Regions from separate parts of the Homo sapiens genome. Here region 1 is linked to region 2. The links are chromatin contacts, found by Hi-C in ENCODE. All regions are on one chromosome and are shown on one strand. Each heading gives the region's core, a stretch centred on a gene start or an enhancer-like site at or near the end of the contact. The rest is flanking DNA. Distances are from core to core; before and after follow the strand shown. Region 1 overlaps RASSF4 (Ras association domain family member 4). Region 2 has its middle 98 kb from the start of LINC02659.

Region 1 (5,450 bases), core at 196-2,695, 960 kb before region 2:
TGGGTGAGAGCAGGGCACTGTCCAGCTGTCCACTGGGGAAGTCAAGATGTCCTAAGGCCCAGGTCAGGGCATCTGGAGTCTGAAGGACCCTAGTTCCTAGAGGCATCTGGCAGCAAGAAGGTGAGGCATCAGGGAACGGGAATCAGGCTGGGACTGATCAGAGGTGAAGGGACAGAGAGAGGAGAGGAGGAAGATTGAGCTGGGGGCAACAGCCAAGCTCACCTGGGCAGGTCTCTGCCACCTCCTTGCTCTGTGAGCTGTCAGTCTAGGTTATTCTCTTTTTTTGTGGCTATTTTTAATTGCTTTGGATTTGTTAAATGTTTTCTGTCTTCTGTTAAGTGTGTTTTCTCTGGAGATAGAATGTAAACCATATTAAAAGGAAAAAGTTTCAGACAAGCAATTACCCAGTTTCCTTATCTATAAAATGGGGACATCAGCAATGTTCTTCACACCCTGCAAGGGCTGGGAATCTGCGCATGTGAACTTGGAGCTGCATTTATGAGCACTGTAGACAAATGTTTGTATCTGTCACAGCCCACTGTGTCTCTGTGGTGGTCTCAAACCTGCAGGTCCCTGACTTTGGGCAAACGTGTGGGGCAGCCTTTAGCCGGGGCAGCCTTTAGCCAATCATCATCCTCGGGAGAGATCCAGAGGGCCCACCCACCAAGGCAGAGGGGTTGAGGTCCGGGCTTGCTGGGCCCAGCCTCACTACAGCCCCTTCTGCAAAGCATCATGAAACGGGGTCAGAGGGAGAGTCCGGCAACTAGGATGAGGTCAGCAGACTCCCCTATGCTCAGAAGCCACCTCGCTGCATCTGGGGAGGTCTGGCAGTTTGAGGAGACCATCCCCGGGCTTCCTCACTAATACCCAGCTGTGTGAAAGAGGTCAATGGCACCTTTGGAAGGCGCTCCCTCCCAGTAGAATACAGGTTTGTGGTTGGGGCTTCTGGCAGTGTCCCAAGCTCCTGCAGAGAGGCCCAGGGGAATTCCTTTCCCTTCAAGCTAAGCCTCCTGGTGGGGCCCTTGTAGAGCAGTTACATTCTCCTTCCTTCTTGCCACTGGGGTGGGGGTGGGGAGAGTGGAAAGGGAGGTAGAGAGGGGAGTGGAGGTGGGGGTGGGAATGGAGAGGGGAGTGGGGCTGGGGGTGGAGAGGGGACTGGAGAAGGGAATGGAGAGGGAAGTGGGGGTGGGGGTGGGAGGTGGAGAGGGGAGTGGGGGTGGGGGTGGAAGGTGGGGATGGGAGGCGAAGAAGGGAGTGAGTGGGACACAAGGCACTGCCCAGAGCGGGCAGGCTGGGAAGCGCTTTGCGGCTCCCAGAAAACAGATGTTCGTGGGGCTGGCCAGTCACTCCAGGGGCCAGTGGTCTGCCAGGCCTTCGGAGAGGGGACGGGGCAACTCTCTCAAGGCGGGATGCTGGTTTTCCGCACCCCTGGGAGAGACGGAGCCCCCGGACCAGGGGAAGCCCCTTCCGTTTCTCTCATTGCTGAGGGGTCCCTGGGCCGAGGAGCGGGACTGGATGTGGAGCGCGCCCGCGGTCACCAGGGGGCGCCCCGGAGCCTCGGCGCCGCGCCCCAGGCGGGCGGGGCCGGCACACAGTCCCCAGAAAAGGTCCTGCCGCCTGGGGCTCACTTGCTTGTCCAGAGCCATGGGTTTACACAAGGACATTTCCGGGCGGTCCTTTTTTCTTTTGAGATACCAGCCAGCCTGGCTAAAGCCCTTTGCCATCTTCAAAAGGCACAGATTGTTCCCCGTTGCTCAGGCTTTTTGTTGTAATACAAGCAAAATTATCCCAAAGGCGAGGTTCATGATACAGGAAGTCGGCGCCTCAGCCTCCAGAGATGGCGTCCCTCCTCTAGCCCCTCGGAAGCGGGGAGAAGGCTCACAAGGAGCCGCTGGTCCCAGGGCGTGACGCTGGCCCCAGAGCGTGGCCCTGCCCACCTTCGGAGAAGTGGGATGAGACAGTGGAGGAGAAGGCACCCCAAACCGTACTGCTAAGGCTGCCGGTGCTGCGGGTGAGGGGCAGTGACAACACGGGGGGGTCTCTTTCAGGCGGCTCTGGGAGCGCGCCCCGGGTGGTGAGCCCTTCGCCAGCCTGAGAGCCCCTTAGCTTGGGGCTCAAGGGCAACAAACAGCACCCTGTGTCCCTGAGACCTGTTCACTGATACTGGGTGGAGACCTCCAAAGCCTAATGGAAACGGTATTGCTGTTTTGTAAGTGGCTGTGAGCTTGGGGCCATGGCCAGCACCTTTCATTTACTGCAATGTGACCTTGGACTAGAGACTTAAACTCTGGGAGCCTCCATCTCTTTGCCTGGAAAATAATCATTCCTATATCACCTTATATTAAACAAAGGAGAGGCAAAGTGCCTGGTGCATTGGAGGTTCTCTGGGGAAGTGTCTGTTCCTCTTGTCTGCCCAGCCCTTGGGGCCTGTGGTGCCTGAGGAGAGACTGGCCTGGGATGGCCCTGCCCCTGCAGCAAGTGCCCAGTGGCCCAGGAGGTCGTGGTGGGTGCATCACAGGGTGGCAGTGAGACCTGGAGGGGCTTGGTGCCCCAGGGACCAGTTGTGCCTATCAGTGTCACAGCCTAAAGCCTCGTCTTATGTGGTAATTGCGACCCAGCAAAAACACACACTTCTTCAGGCCGGTACCGGTACCCTGGGCTGTTAAGGCTACAGAATTTTCCTGAAAGGTACTTTCTGACTCCATGGAGACCGGGTCAAACCCTTACACTTTCTTCAGCGTTAGGGACAGGAAAATCCCCCTAGTGGGTTAACTTTCTATCATTAAGGGCTGTCAAGAACACCTCTTCCCAGCCCGAGAGTCCCCTACTTCTCTATGTGGGCTGTCCCGCAGCATACACCAACACACACAAACCACAAACGCAGGGTGGAGGCTCTTGGGGCTTCCCGCTCCCGCGCCCCTGCCCCCGACAACTGTTCCTACAGAGGGGATTATCTTGGGGAATCCCGAGTGCCAAAACTAAGCTCTTACTAGTGGTTTTCAAACTTGACCTTCCACCAGAATGCCCTGGAGGGCTCCTTAAAACTTGGACGGGAAGACTAAGTGTTTTCGGTTCAGCAGGCTGGGAGAGGGGCGTGGTAGGAATTTGCATATCTAACCAGTTCCCAGGGCAGCTGGTGCTTGGACCACCTGTGGAAAGCCACCTGGGATTTAGATCAATCCCTGAACAGCCAGAGCTGAAGAACAGCAGTGACCACACCCCAGGCCTCCACCAGAAGATATGAAGTGGCGTGTGTTAACAGCACAGGTGGAAATCCCTGTGGTGCCATCACCCTCTCCCCAATGCCTCCCTCTACCCAGCACACTGGAGCTCAGGACCGAGGACTCACCCCAACTCTCTCCAGGCCTACACCTGCTGCTTAAGTCACCCACCAACTCTGCACAGGGACCCACAGGGTGCCCGGCCTGGGGAGTGCAGGATGGGGGCAGGCAGGGTGAGACAGGTGTCACAGAAGTGAGCATGAGGAGGTGGGATGGCAGGAGAGGGAGGGGAGCAAGCTGTGGGGCCTCGCAGCCTGGGCAGGTCAAGGAGGCAGAGTGTGAGGTTTGTACCATGCCTGGTGGTCACAGGCAGCCCAGCACAGCTTGGACCAGGAGCCAGAAGCTCCTGAAGGGTGTGATGTCTGGCCTGGCCAGCCGAGGGGACGCCTCAGGGGCTGGCTGAGGCCGTCTGGCAGCAGGTTCCAGCCGGCCCTCTGATCTGCCACTGTCTGGCAATCCCCAGCTGCCCAGAGTTGCCTGGATGCCTGGGCTAGCTCTGGCCTGGGAGCTATAGAAGGGTGTCTGAGTTACTGAAGAGGGAGGACTAGGACTAGTGAGCCAAGACTAGTGAGGAGAGAAAGTCCGGGAGCCAACCCAATCTCAACTGCAGAACCCCCCAAAAAACAGCCTCACCACGATAAGACTTGCCATTAGGCGGTACAAATATGTTGAATTAGACCAAGATAGGGCCACAAAGCCCAACCAAGATTCCCGCATGAAACATCAGAGGATGTGAATGACCGCAAGACTAGGGCTCCACTTGCCCTGCCCAGTGGGTGGTCCCCCAAGCCTAGGCCCTGCAGAGTCCAGCCAGTGCCCAAGGGCTGTGTTTGGCATCAGACATGTATTTAGCCCACATGATGTTTCAAGATTTGGGAAATTCCTCATGAAATTCCAGATAATCTATCCTCTTCTGAAAAATCAGAAAGGGTCTGGCTGCACCAGGCCCACGGTCCTGCACAGTAGGGATGGTTTGATCTGATGGGCGGCTGACTCCTTGAGTGGAGACCCACTCCCCACACCTGCGCTGCCTGCTGTGAGCATCTGAGCCTATAAGCCCCTGTGTAGCCCCACACCCCACTTTACAAATGAGAGTACTGGGGACCAGGGGCCACAGGTGAGACCCTGCAGATATGTGGCGGGACCAGCAGGGAACAGAGAGGGACTGACTCCTCTTGTCCGCTGAATGGTGTGATGGGCTGAGGACGGACCTGTTCTCGGCAGCAGTTCACATGGACAAAGGTCTCGGGGGAAGGGGAAAGGGGGAAGACCCCCAAGGTGATTTCTGCCACTGGGAACTCTGGAAGGGATGCACTGACCCTCTGCAAGGGAGATGACCTGGCTGCTGGTAACCTGGTCCCTGGCTCAGGGTCAGAGGTGAGTGATGAGAGTGACCATATAACTTATTGTCCAAACTAGGTCACTGCTGAGAGTGAAGGGGATGGTCTTCATCATTACCCTGAAACAACAGGTATCAGGCAGGGCCTCCCAGGGTACATGGTGACCCCATGAACAAGAGCAACAGGCTCACCTCACGGTGTCTCAGCTGGAAGCTCTTGCCCTCATGGTAGCAGTTGTAGGTTTTCAGCAGGCCTAAGAGCTCCGACCTAAAAAGGGAAAGACACACATGTACTCCTAGGGTGTGGCAGGGCCTCAGCTTCTGGCCTTTGGCTTCCCTGGCCTCTGTTTCCTCATTTGTAACAGGAGTGTGACAGCACCCTTCTCGCCGGCCAGGCATAACCAGAGGAGACCAGACTGCCATCGCAATGCACCCGGATGGTTCTGCACATGGCCCTGGTGGGGGGCATGGGGGTCGGGCTGAGGAGGAGGCGAGACTCACGGGACAGGCCTGCGTCTGGTCCAGGATGTCCAGGGTGCCGACACTTTCACTATCACAGGTAAGGCCCTGGCAGCCTCCCTGCCCTCCACCTGCGTTGCTTCCTCACAGTAAATGCCCTGGACTTGCTTTTGGCATTGTACAGCCTCTTGCTTTTCCCCATATCACTTCCTACAAGGCCTGCTGTGGCTGCTGCGGGCCACCCTGAGGGGTGCCTGCTTCTTCCCCACCCTGACTTTCCAAAGGCGCAGTGGAAGGTGATGGCCCTGTGAGTAAGGCCCTGAAGTCTGCAGTAAGCCACTTTCCCTCAACGCTGTCTCCCTTCCCGAAGG
Region 2 (5,503 bases), core at 1,229-3,728:
TATTCTTATCAGGTTCTACAAAGCTCTGCTTCCCAGGTGTGCTTTGCCACTGCTGACCTTTAGAGGGAAATTGACTGCAGAAAAGATGCCAATCATTAATTTCTGTGATCTCCTGCCCCCAAGCTTGCAGATCAGAGCTCAGAAAGGATTTACATGCTCACCCTGAACTCAGAACATTTTTGGCAGAACTTTTCCATCCCAAGGAATTGCCAATTAATTATATCGAGCATGCCTTGCTCTGAGCTAGAAATGTCATAACAAAGATTTTCCTTCAAGAGATGGATCAGGGGGCCTGTTTGCCCTGAAAACACCAGGGAAGCTGATAAGACATTCAATGGATGTGCTGCCCTGCAGAGGAGAAGCAGAGGAGGAAAGGGGAGGAGAAACAGCAGCAAAGGGAGGAAGAATAAACAATTTTGAAAGGCACTTCAGATTCATTTTATCATCACGCAGGTCAGAAACTGTTTTTCAGGGCACATTAGCACCACCTCGCTCTCTGCACTCTCTCGCCCGGTCCTCCATGGCTGTGGCCAAGCAGAGGCTGGGCACCATGTCATACCTTGCTCTGTTCTGTCTTCACCCACATCTGATAGATCATCAAGCACTGCTGGTTCTGTCTAACCCCGCGTGGGTTCAGGATTTCATTACCAACACATGGCTCACTTAAGGAAATCTGTCTGGCAGGAAAAGTGAGGACAGCTTTGGGTTTCATCCTAAGAGAGAAGTCAAGATGAGAGGGAAAAGCATCCACCAATGAAAAATATCTAAAATTCAGGCCAACTGCAAGGAGGCATCTTTCACCCCATCCTGGGCAAGTGTGCTCTGCACTCTGCCCTGTACCCCACATGGAGATCTGACTTTTCTCATCTCTGCATCCCCGTTTGATTGCTGCCAATCAAATGCCCCTGAGCCCACACACGCCCTGCTATCCAAAGGCGTCTTCTCACAGACCCTCTCTGTGAGTCATCTGGCTCACCCTGGCCCAATGTTGACATCCCTGTGTGTGTCTCATTTTCAAAATCCAGAAGAAAGACACTGCAACTGGTCAATATGGTGCCATATGGAGCTACCCAGCTGGGCAGGGCTTTCCCAACAGGCCACTGACAGAATACCTAAAGTCAGCTGCTTTCCAGCAGGCTCAGACCCACAGTCCTGTCATTTATAGCAATATCATGTAAAAATATATATATATTTTTTGACCTTCGGTGGTCAACGCACTCATTTATACTTCTAGCTGTGTGTACATTGGGCATCAGCGGGTATGGGCATGCAGGTAATCACTCATTAGAGGGGCAAGAGGAAGGTAAAGAACAACCAGCTCCTGAACACATTAAAGCTCTGTTGGGGTCATGTTGTATTTCATGAATCCAGACCCATGGCAAAGAAGAGTTTGCCATAGCCAGTTACAAATTGTTTCTTTTACAATGTTCATTCTTATCAGCAGTTCATGGGAGGAGTGTCTCTACCGCAACCCACCAGGGCAACCCCACACGTGAAGTCAGCATTTAAACATTGGCCAGGGATGCACCAGACCACCCAGGCTCCCACAAGCTCCCAGCCCGGTGCCCACGCTGGCCAGGCCTGTGCTGGCTGGAGCTCTGGGACCTGGATTGGGGCCGCCAAGATGCTTTGAGAGGTCTGACATTACCACTTATTTAACCATGCTGTTGAGGGTACAGGGCCAGAGTGTGGTCTCCATGGCAACTGATTGCAGCATTGCACATATCTGGAGGGAGAAGCACATTTTTAGATGGATGATAGAGGAGGTGGTCTGAGAAAAATGTCCAGATTGTTTAACTCTTTTGTGGCATTGGGAAACTTATTTAAACTTTGACTTCTTTTCCACAAAAAGGAACTATAGATGTGTACATGGATTTCAGTGGAGATTGGTAAGAGCAGTCTAGAATAGTATTTACCCTCTAGAATAGAGGAGGATAATTTGGCAAGGGGTGGCTTCAGTTTCTGAAATTGGCTCCAGTTTTAGAAATGACAGAAAGCAAATGACATCATCCCGGTGGCCTGACAAATACCTTCAACTTATTCCATTATTCTACTTAGCTCTTTAATCTTAAACAAAAGATGGCTAAAACTGTGACTTTCATAGAGTTCCTCCATGGTAATACTACATATGGGTCACTCCATTTCCTTCCTGGGCTAGTAAATACCTCTGCTTTTATGGTGAGGACTTCTGCCAGCTGTAATGAGCTCCCCTGCGTTCCCCAGGGCTGAGAGCAACTGTGTTGGCCCCTAGTGACTCAGCTTCCTGTGCACCTGGTTTCAGGTCTGAGCCCTCAGGGAGCTGACCTGGGGGAAATGGCTCCTCCTTCATGAGATCAGCATGGCTCCTCATGCCATGAGGGGCAGGCACCAAGGCCTGCCCAAGTCTCCTCTGAGCTCACAGAGGGCAGCCCCTGACTGGCTAAGCCAGCCTTATGCCCCATCATGATCATCTGGGCACAGAGCCTGGCCTTCTATGACAGGGACAGAGGGCTGCTGCCAAGAGCTCAGTCCTGGGCTGCTGTCTCTCTGCAAATGGGGAGGAAAGATGTCCTCTTCCAGCCCGTGGAAGCTGGGAAACCTAGCAGATATTCGAATGAGTTCCTAGGACCTAGAGAGCTGATAATCAGGGCTCACAGCTGCTGAACTGAGCTCCCAAGTAGAGCCTCAGCCCAGGTTGGTCCAAGAGTAAAAACAAAGCAGTCCAGAAGACCTAACTAACAGGGAGCTTAAGGGAGCAAGCTAAACTCTACAACACCCTAGGAATTAATACCCAAAATATACATCATGTTAAGAAATAGCTAAAAGCAGTCATGTAGAATTTAAATCTTATCTCACACCTCTTGGAGTAAAATCAAGGTCAGATTTTACTCTGACTTTACTCTTAGATTTTACTCTTCCTCTGTCTTACAGCAGCGAGAGAACTCTGAATGCGCTTGATAGATACAGATGGATATGATTGGTCAGGAATTTGGCAGAATGTCCGTAAGATCAATTGCATGTAGTGCATTGAAAATGCTATGTTCTGGGGTGGAACTGCCTTATTTCAGAATATATGATGCTTGAGGGCTTACAATTATCTGAAAGAAAAAACCCCAGAAATAAGATGTCAACAACTTCATTTTTGTAACCCATATTGATGACTGTGAAAAACTCTTTGGCATCAATAAAACTTGAGTGATTGCCTTTTCCAATTGTCCAAAATGAGAAGCAGACCCAAGCAGGCACATTTCTGCCAAGGGAGATTTCTCTTAATTATCCCTGAACCTCACTGGCTGCAGGGCTTGGTAAACAGCCGCAGCCTCTGCTCTCTGTAACATGACCTCCTGTATAGCACACGCTCATGTGCACAGGCATCTGCACATACATGCACAAAATGCACACCTAAGAAGAGAAACCAGCAGGACCAAACTGGCTTGGAAAGATGACGACGGGACTTGCTAGGTAAGAGTGTGGGCAGAGCACAGGATAGATGACAAATCTTTGCCAAAAGTTTTATAACATGGGACCCAGTTCGCTAAGAGGTCCTCAGCCTCCGTGTTTAGATAAATGAGGGTTTAAATTACTCAAAAGTGACTTGCCTTCTAAAACCACACAGAATTCTTTTTTTTTTTTTTTTGCAATAAAACCTCAAGACTCCCAAATCTCAAAGAAGCAAAAAAGCCATGTCCCTGAGGACTAAAATAGAAAGAGAAGGAAGCGGCAGCCAAGAACATTATTTCCAGCTCACATAGGACCACCCCTCTGTTTGCATACCCGTTATGACTTGGAAAGGAGGTTAAGGGTCCAGTTTAACCCACCAACATTAATATTTTGAGGCCAAGTGGCATCTTCCTGGAGTGGGGGCCGAACAGGCCCGTGGAGAGCGTGCGTTCTTTCTGAACCACGACAAGGCTGCAGTGCCTTCAGTGCTTAAATCCAAGGAGCCAAAGATAATTTCCAAAAGACTGTGCTTTCTAAGGGCAGAAGGTGAAGGGAACAAACAATGCTCCATCTCCCTGAGGACTGGGAAGATTATTAGGTTACCATTTCAAGACAGGAACATTCAGACATGATGTAGTATTTGGACTCAAGAGTGGAAGGCTGAACCCAAAGCAAATCAGTTAAGCTTGAATGTTGGGGAAGTGATTTCTCTTCTCCCAACTTGACTATTTTCTCCCTGTGTTGATTCATTGCATCTACAAACCTTAACACTTTTACCACGTGACTGCTATTTTTCTCTCTATCTTCCCAAGTCCCCTCATTAGAAACCACTGTTGGCCAAACAAGCTAATGAGCGGGACTGTCCTGGCCAAGCCACAGGAGAGACAATTACAGACTTTGACTGCAGGCCGCACACTCACTGGTTCTCATTCTAACCTCCATTCTCTTCCTTCTTTATCCTCCCTCTGTTGGGGTGAACATTTGGCATCAAATGAACCTAGGTACGGTTCTGTGCGCTCACTAGTGCTGACAGTGTAGGCAAGAAACAACTTTCTGAGCCTGTTTTCTCAGATGGGAGATACAACCCACCAGGGTGAGAATTAAATGAGGTGGTTAATAAGGGTAATGCCGTTAACCCACCAGCCCTGAGCTCTATTACACCAGCCCTTTAAAAGCAGAGAGCTTGCCCTGGCTTCCCTGTGGCGTGGGTGGGTACAGAACTCCCAGGGGCTTGTTTCACCAAATTTCCCCACAAAGCCCTGCATAAAACGCCATTGTAGGGCCCAGCTCTGTCTGAGAGAGCCTGTCAGGACAGTTCAACAGCCTTGTTTCCAAATAAGTAGAAATATGAAACAGGCTGGTAAACTTTTGTTTAAAATCTGACCTCTTTTTTAAGATGACCATTGTTTTCCTAAATTCACTTTCCTTCCTTTGCTTCCTGTCCATAAAGAAAGTTCACACTCACAGGCTCGAAACACCTCACAGCATGGAATGCACATGATGTCACCCAGGAGGACCTCTACAGGGGAATTCCAAGTCAGAGCCATGCCACCGTGAGAAGTCACCACGAGTCTTGGGCCACGTGGGTCATGTTCAGATGCTCTGGGCTGACCTGTGAGCCCGAGAGAGAGAGAGAGAGAGAGAGAGAGAAAAGAGGCCACAGAAGGCTCTGTCGCTGATGGGCTTTCCAGATGGCGATTTAAATTATTCTGAGTTGTCTGAAATAACATTGCCCTTACTGCTTTTATGTTTTTCTTATATACTTTTTAATTCTAATAGATAAAAGGCTTTTAAATGATTTTCCATAAAGGTATAAAATTACCCCTGCAAAGAGAAAAAATACTAACGCATATAAATAAACATATTCTGTTTACAGTTTTTTGATTGAAGGAGAGGTCAGGGATGCTTTGATTCCTTTGCAACCCCTCCTCCCTTCATTTTAGAATGTGCCGTCATCTTCTCTTTCTGCTTCCTTCCACCTTTGAAATGCTCCCACATCACCTCTTTGCTGATGGTGTTCCCTGCTCTTCTCTTCCCCCAAGAAGAATTAGTTCTTCCCTGTTGATGGCTTTCTAATTGTTTT

The links. Hi-C counts contacts between places; a loop is a spot of excess contacts on that map. Pooled maps may share reads with other maps.
Region 1: a pooled map shows a loop between it and region 2 (3-fold over the local background). The contact joins two enhancer-like sites. A Hi-C loop is called at or near these places in 3 of 37 single-sample maps with no recorded cell type and 2 of 50 pooled maps.

The regions. Positions count from the first base shown.
Region 1 is chr10:44,971,211-44,976,660 of GRCh38, reverse strand. RASSF4 (Ras association domain family member 4) reads right to left here. Exons shown (of 11, transcript NM_032023.4): 3 at 4,813-4,888. It overlaps DEPP1 (DEPP autophagy regulator 1), which reads left to right. Exons shown (of 2, transcript NM_007021.4): 2 at 1-533. LOC105378281 (a long non-coding RNA gene) reads left to right here and starts at 4,986. Exons shown (of 2, transcript XR_945915.4): 1 at 4,986-5,450. RefSeq lists enhancers at 472-1,175, 1,713-1,862, 2,812-3,473, 3,474-4,136 and a silencer at 1,433-1,652. Within about 2 kb of position 1,445, at least 31 of the 41 ENCODE cell types and tissues checked have a DNase peak (open chromatin) inside an H3K27ac peak, as active enhancers do.
Region 2 is chr10:44,007,919-44,013,421 of GRCh38, reverse strand. No RefSeq gene overlaps it. Among named protein-coding and RNA genes, the nearest start is that of LINC02659, 98 kb to the right of the region's middle. RefSeq lists enhancers at 2,526-2,605, 4,736-5,055. Within about 2 kb of position 2,478, at least 5 of the 41 ENCODE cell types and tissues checked have a DNase peak (open chromatin) inside an H3K27ac peak, as active enhancers do.